Linked DNA regions of Homo sapiens: region 1 is linked to region 2. The links are chromatin contacts, found by Hi-C or POLR2A ChIA-PET in ENCODE. All regions are on one chromosome and are shown on one strand. Each heading gives the region's core, a stretch centred on a gene start or an enhancer-like site at or near the end of the contact. The rest is flanking DNA. Distances are from core to core; before and after follow the strand shown.

What was found. A loop is a pair of places that touch in the nucleus more often than their neighbours do. ChIA-PET counts read pairs that join two places held with the same protein, here RNA polymerase II (POLR2A). Pooled maps may share reads with other maps.
Region 1: POLR2A ChIA-PET joins it to region 2 with 14 read pairs in BJ. The contact joins two enhancer-like sites. A Hi-C loop is called at or near these places in 2 of 50 pooled maps. POLR2A ChIA-PET finds 5 or more read pairs at or near these places in 3 of 52 experiments (BJ, H1 and Panc1).

Annotation. Positions count from the first base shown.
Region 1 is chr19:39,396,436-39,399,203 of GRCh38, reverse strand. MED29 (mediator complex subunit 29) reads right to left here. Exons shown (of 4, transcript NM_017592.4): 4 at 1-1,747. The coding sequence ends at 1,505. Among named protein-coding and RNA genes, the nearest start is that of MED29, 6.4 kb to the right of the region's middle. RefSeq lists an enhancer at 834-883. Within about 2 kb of position 1,368, at least 37 of the 41 ENCODE cell types and tissues checked have a DNase peak (open chromatin) inside an H3K27ac peak, as active enhancers do; they include Panc1, where a contact is called at or near this core.
Region 2 is chr19:38,731,469-38,734,205 of GRCh38, reverse strand. CAPN12 (calpain 12) reads left to right here. Exons shown (of 21, transcript NM_144691.4): 17 at 2-64; 18 at 425-503. It overlaps ACTN4 (actinin alpha 4), which reads right to left. Exons shown (of 21, transcript NM_004924.6): 21 at 2,617-2,737. Among named protein-coding and RNA genes, the nearest start is that of CAPN12, 12 kb to the left of the region's middle. RefSeq lists an enhancer at 9-58. Within about 2 kb of position 1,250, at least 25 of the 41 ENCODE cell types and tissues checked have a DNase peak (open chromatin) inside an H3K27ac peak, as active enhancers do; they include Panc1, where a contact is called at or near this core.

The DNA of each region.
Region 1 (2,768 bases), core at 119-2,618, 660 kb before region 2:
TCAAACACTCATCTAGCTGTCGCCATGGAAGTGTTTTGTAGATGTGATTAAAGTCCATAATCAGTTGACTTTAGATAAGGGAGATTATCCTACAAAATCGGGGGATTGGGTAAAAAACTGATTCAATTAGATAAATGGGCAAAACTGAGGCTCCCCTGAAGGAGAAATTCCTCCTAGGGACAGCGCTTCAGCCTTCCTTCTTGCCCTACATGCTCGGGCACTTCAAGGAAGAATAAGGGGAGGAATTTCCTGGGACACACAGCTGGCCATTTCCCAGTTTTCCAGTGTGGGGACTTGGGCTCAGCGTGAATCACAGAGGTATCCATGGTCCTAGGGTTTCCTTGCAGACGTGGGGTCCAGGACAGGAGGCCATGGAGTGCGAATGTGGGAACCATGGCACAGAAGATACTGGGTGGGGCAGTTCTCCAACCAGGCTGAGTCACTTGAGGCTTTCACACCCCAACATCTGAGCCTGGGCTGGTAGCTCCGCCCTGCACTTGCTCAGGCCTGAAGGCTGAGGCTGAGCTTCCTGAAGCTTCCAGGGAAGCAGGGAGTCTGAGGGGGCACTCCCTCCTTGAAGCCCCCTCCCCAGTGCCTGCTTCCCGGAGCTGGGGCTCAGGCGCCTGGGTTCTTCCCCAGGACTGATGATTCACCCCGGCTGGGGCCTTTTCACTTCTCCTTTGGGGCTAAAAATACTGGGACCCAGGCATCCAGCTGGGCCAGCCTTGCCACAAATTGCACAACGCCCCTCACTCAAGTTCCGCTGACGCAGGCTTGGGTGGGGGCCTGAGTTGCTCCCTGCTCAGACCTGTGGAGCTCAGAGCCTGGGCCCCTCCACTGCTCCTCTCCTAGGCCAAGGACCCTGGGGTCTGGGCTGACATGCGAGCCGCTGGGGGACTCTGGGCTTGGCTGTGGCCCCTGGAAATGAAGTCCCTTCCCTTAGCCCCAGATAACCCAGGGGTGCTGGCCCCCTGCATAGACACAGAGTCCCAGTTAGGAGCTGGGGATAGAAGACAGCTAAAGGGGACTAAGAGAGAGAGGTCAGAGTGAGAGAAATAGGACCATGGGGAGAAACACATTAACAGGAACAGAGAAACAAGGGAAAAAGAGACAGGATGAGAGAGACACAACTGTAATAGAGACACAGAGGAGTGGCACACAGAGACCACCTCCCAGCTGGAGACAGTCAGGAAGGACTGAGGGAGAGGGGACAGCCAGGGCTCCACACCCAGGCAAGAATGGGGGAGGGCCTGTGGAACAGAGAAGTCATCAACACACACAGTTCAAAGTCTACCCTAGGCTAGGAGGGGGAGCAGGAAGAAGGGGCAGGGACGCAGGGGCCCGGCCTGCGAGCTCCCTGTTGGCCTCTGCTGCCCCCTGCTGGCTCCCGCTGCGGTGCTCAGGCAGGAAGAGAGGAGGCTGCTGTGTTTAGGCCCAGGACGCTCTTCATTCCCTTTGCACACCACCCACCAACCACTGCCTGCCCCACTCCCTGTCCCCCACTTCACAGAGTGCCCCCAGGGCCAGCAGGTGGTGCGGGTGTCTTGCCCGTGACCTTGTTGGCACAGTCCAGCAGGGCGGTGTGAATGTCCTTGGCACAGGAAATCTGGGCTTTGATGACCGCCAGGTACTGTGGGTAGGGGAGGCTGTCAGGCTGCACTGCGTCGGGCTTGGTGGCTGTGGGCACCAACGTTGGAGAGTGCTTGGCACTGTCACAACTCTGTGACAGGCACTCATGCGCCAGGCGCTGTGGACAGGCAGGCAAGGGGACAGCATCAGCTCCACCCGAGGTCATTCTACCCCACCCCAAGGGCCAGCTGGGGGTTGTCGGCTTGGCCTCTGGATTTCCCAGGTCTTAGAGTCAGAGGTTGGCCCTGCCAGTCATTTGCTGGGGAACCTGGGGGCATGGCGGCTACTCTTCTCTGAGCCTCAGTTTCCTCCTTTGGAAAACGGGTTTAATAACCACCTCTTCCTACCTCATAAGGTGAGAACAGTGAGAGCAGGTGTATGAGACACAGGCACGGGTCCTGGCACACTGTTTAAAGTGCCAAGAACTGTTAGCTACTATCATTGTTACTGCCCTGGCTCCAGGCCTGGTGTTGGCAGTGGCATCTCACCCCTGGTTTTCTGCCTGCTTCTCTGGCTGCTCTAGGTACTACTTTCTTTTTTTTTTTTGAGATGGAGTTTCGGTTTTGTTGCCCAGGCTGGAGTGCAATGGCACGATCTCAGCTCACTGCAACCTCCGCCTCCCAGGTTCAAGTGATTCTCCTGCCTCAGCCTCCCGAGTAGCTGGGATTACAGGCACCCGCCACCACACCCGGCTAATTTTTTTTTTATTTTTAGTAGAGACAAGGTTTCACCACATTGGCCATGCTGGTCTCAAACTCATGACCTCAGGTGACCGACCCGCCTCAGCCTCCCAAAGTGCTGGAATTACAGGCATGAGCCACCGCGCCCAGGCTTTTTTTTTTTTCTTTTGAGGTGGAATCTCGCTCTGTTGCCCAGGCTGGAGTGCAGTAGCACGATCTTGGCTCACTGCAACCTCTGCCTCCTGGGTTCAAGTGATTCTTCTGCCTCAGCCTCCAGAGGAGCTGGCACTTCAGGTGCATGCCACCAAGCCTGGCTAATTTTTGTATTTTTAGTAGAGACGGGATTTCACCATATTGGCCAGGCTGGTCTCGAACTCCTAACCTCGTGATCTACCCGCCTTGGCATCCCAAAGTGTTGGGATTACAGGCATGAGCCACTTGTGCCCGGCCCCTTTTTTT
Region 2 (2,737 bases), core at 1-2,500:
GCATGGGCAAAGCCTGGCCTTACACCACTTCCAGCAGCTCTGGGGCTACCTCCTGGAGTGGCAGGTGAGGTGGGAGACTGGGCCTCTTCCCAGAAAGAGAGAAACCTTTACTAACAGAGACATAGGCACCCTGTGGGCTATCAGGTCCCCAGGGAACGAGGGGGTACTGGACTAGGCTGACTTGGAGAGATCTGGCTGGGATATCCCTGCCCCCACCCAGCCTCAGCTTGTCCTCTGGGTCATTGCTCTTATTCCCATTTTACAGATTGGGAAACAGAAGTCCCAAGTGGCTAGGCTGCTTGCTGGGGGTCCACACCAGAAGAAAGGGAGTTGGGATGGGCACCAGGCTGTCTTGCCTGGGAGGCCCCATTGGCAGCCCTCTTCAGGGCATGGAGGGCAGCCCTGACTCATCCTTCCTGCCCAGGCCATATTTAACAAGTTCGATGAGGACACCTCTGGAACCATGAACTCCTACGAGCTGAGGCTGGCACTGAATGCAGCAGGTGTGGACAGGGTCCTGGGGTGGTCGTGGGGACAGGACCTGTTCTCTCCCATCCCATTGTCTCCAAGTCCCCCTGCTCAGCTGTGGCCGTCTGCACTGTGGCCATCCACAGGCCCACACCTTAGCTTGTTGCCAGTCCCTGGCAGGGGTTGGGTGACCCTGAAAGAGGCCAAATAAGGAAGGAGAAGGGCAAGGGGCGTGTGTGGGGTGGGGAGGACATGAAAGGGGGATGTGCCTGGTAGGGGTTCTGGGGCAGGGAGAGGCCCCTCCAGGAAGGGGAAGATTAGGAGCTGGTATCTGAGAGGGTCTGGCCCCCAGGGCAGCATGGTAGAATGTTCTGGATTCTGGTGCACCGGGGTTGGAATCCTCACTCTACTGACTCCAGGAGGGGCCCTGGGCACTTGACTTCATCTCTTTGAGCCTCCATTTTCCTCTCTAAAATGGCCAGGGCCTGGTGTGGTGGCTCACACCTATGGTCCCAGCTACTCAGGAGGCTGAGGCTTGAGGATGGCTTGAGCCCGGGAGGCTGAGGCTGCAGTGAGCCGTGATTGTGCCTGGGTGACAGAGCAAGAGCCTGCCTCTCAAAAAAAAAAAAAAAAAGCTAGTACACAGGGTGGTGAGGAGTCGTCCATGCACTGCAGGGCATAGCACTTAGTGATTGGAGAATGCAGCTTTCATTACCAAAAGCCCCAAAGAGAGCCGGCCAATGGCCTCTGCTACTAGGCTGAGTTCCTCCTGATGAGCTGGAACAAGCCCAGCACAACATCCTAACCAAGAAAGAGAGCCAGAGAGAAAGGCTTTCCATGGGCTCCAAGGCAGATGAGACAGTACAGCACTGTGACCCTCATGTGGAGGGGATTTGGAGAGTGGGCTGGGGTCAGAACTTGGAGTTCCCAGATCCCCAACCCCACTCTGGGGCCTGTCTGCCACCACACAGCAGATGGAGCCACAGGGAGATGGGGGCTGGGGTGACTGTGATGGAGTCGGAGAGCCAGAGGGAGAGGGTTTGGGTGTGGCTGTGAGTGTGAGACCCAGAGAAGGTGGTCAAGTGTCCAAAAGAGCCAGCCGGGCGTGGTGGCTCACGCCTGTAATGCCAGCACTTTGGGAGGCTAAGGCAGGCAGATTGCCAGATTGCTTGAGCCTAGGAGTTCAAGACCAGCCTGGGCAACATGGCGGAACCCCCGTCTCTACTAAAACTACAAAAATTAGCCAGGCGTGGTGGTGCGTGCCTGTAATCCCAGCTACTTGGGAGGCTGAGACAGGAGAATCTCTTGAACCCGGGAGGTGGAGGTTGCAGTGAGCCAAGATCATGCCATTGTACTCCAGCCTGGGCAACAGAGCGAGACTCCGTCTCAAAAAAGAAAAAAGAAAAAGCCCAAGTCAAAGGGGGAGAAATGGGGTCAGAGACAGCCAAGGATTGGGAGACGTGGGGCAGAGAGGGAGAGGCTGGGCCGGAGATAGACAGGAGTGGAGGTGAGGGAGCAAGGACTCACAGCAGGTGGCAGGTGGCAGGCTTGTGTTCACGCATCTGGCACCAGTGAGTGCCTGTTACATGCCAGGAGTTATTCCAGGAAGAAGGAAACTGATAAAGTGCCCTTGAGAATTTCTCAAACGGGAACTCCTGCAGTGGCAGCTGAGGGGCTCCAGCGCCTTCTCGGGTCCTTCCACCCCATCTGGCTGGGTTTCCCCATAGCCCTGGGCATGGCAGCCTCCACCCCTATGCCCGAGGGCAGATGAATGCCAGAGGGAGTGACCTGGGGCAGGTCACACGGGCAGGAAGAGGCTGCAGGCCACCTGCCCTCCTGTTAAAACAGCACCTGGCACTGGGCACAGCATGAAATGGCACTTACTTGGTAGATATTTGTGAAGAGAATGAACACACAGAATGGGGGTGAAGATGGGCTTTGGAAGCAGCAGAAGCCCATGAAACGGTACTTGGAACTGGGTTTGTCTGGCCGTGTGGGAGACAAAGGTCATCAGGCACAACCTTGCATCTCAGAAGGGGTCAAGAACCCATTGTTTTGGGTTTTTAAAAGCCTCCAATGAGACTCCACAGCAGACATGGTTTCTCAGCTTTAGAAATCGCCTCTGAGGTAGACTGTAAGGAAACTGACTCCATATGGGATTGACTATATTTTTTGCTGCACAGAAATATCCTCCAGTGCCCACTGGCAAGGAGAAAGCCCCACAGGATTTAAGGAGTAACAGTACCCACACATCGAGTCACGTGTCAGA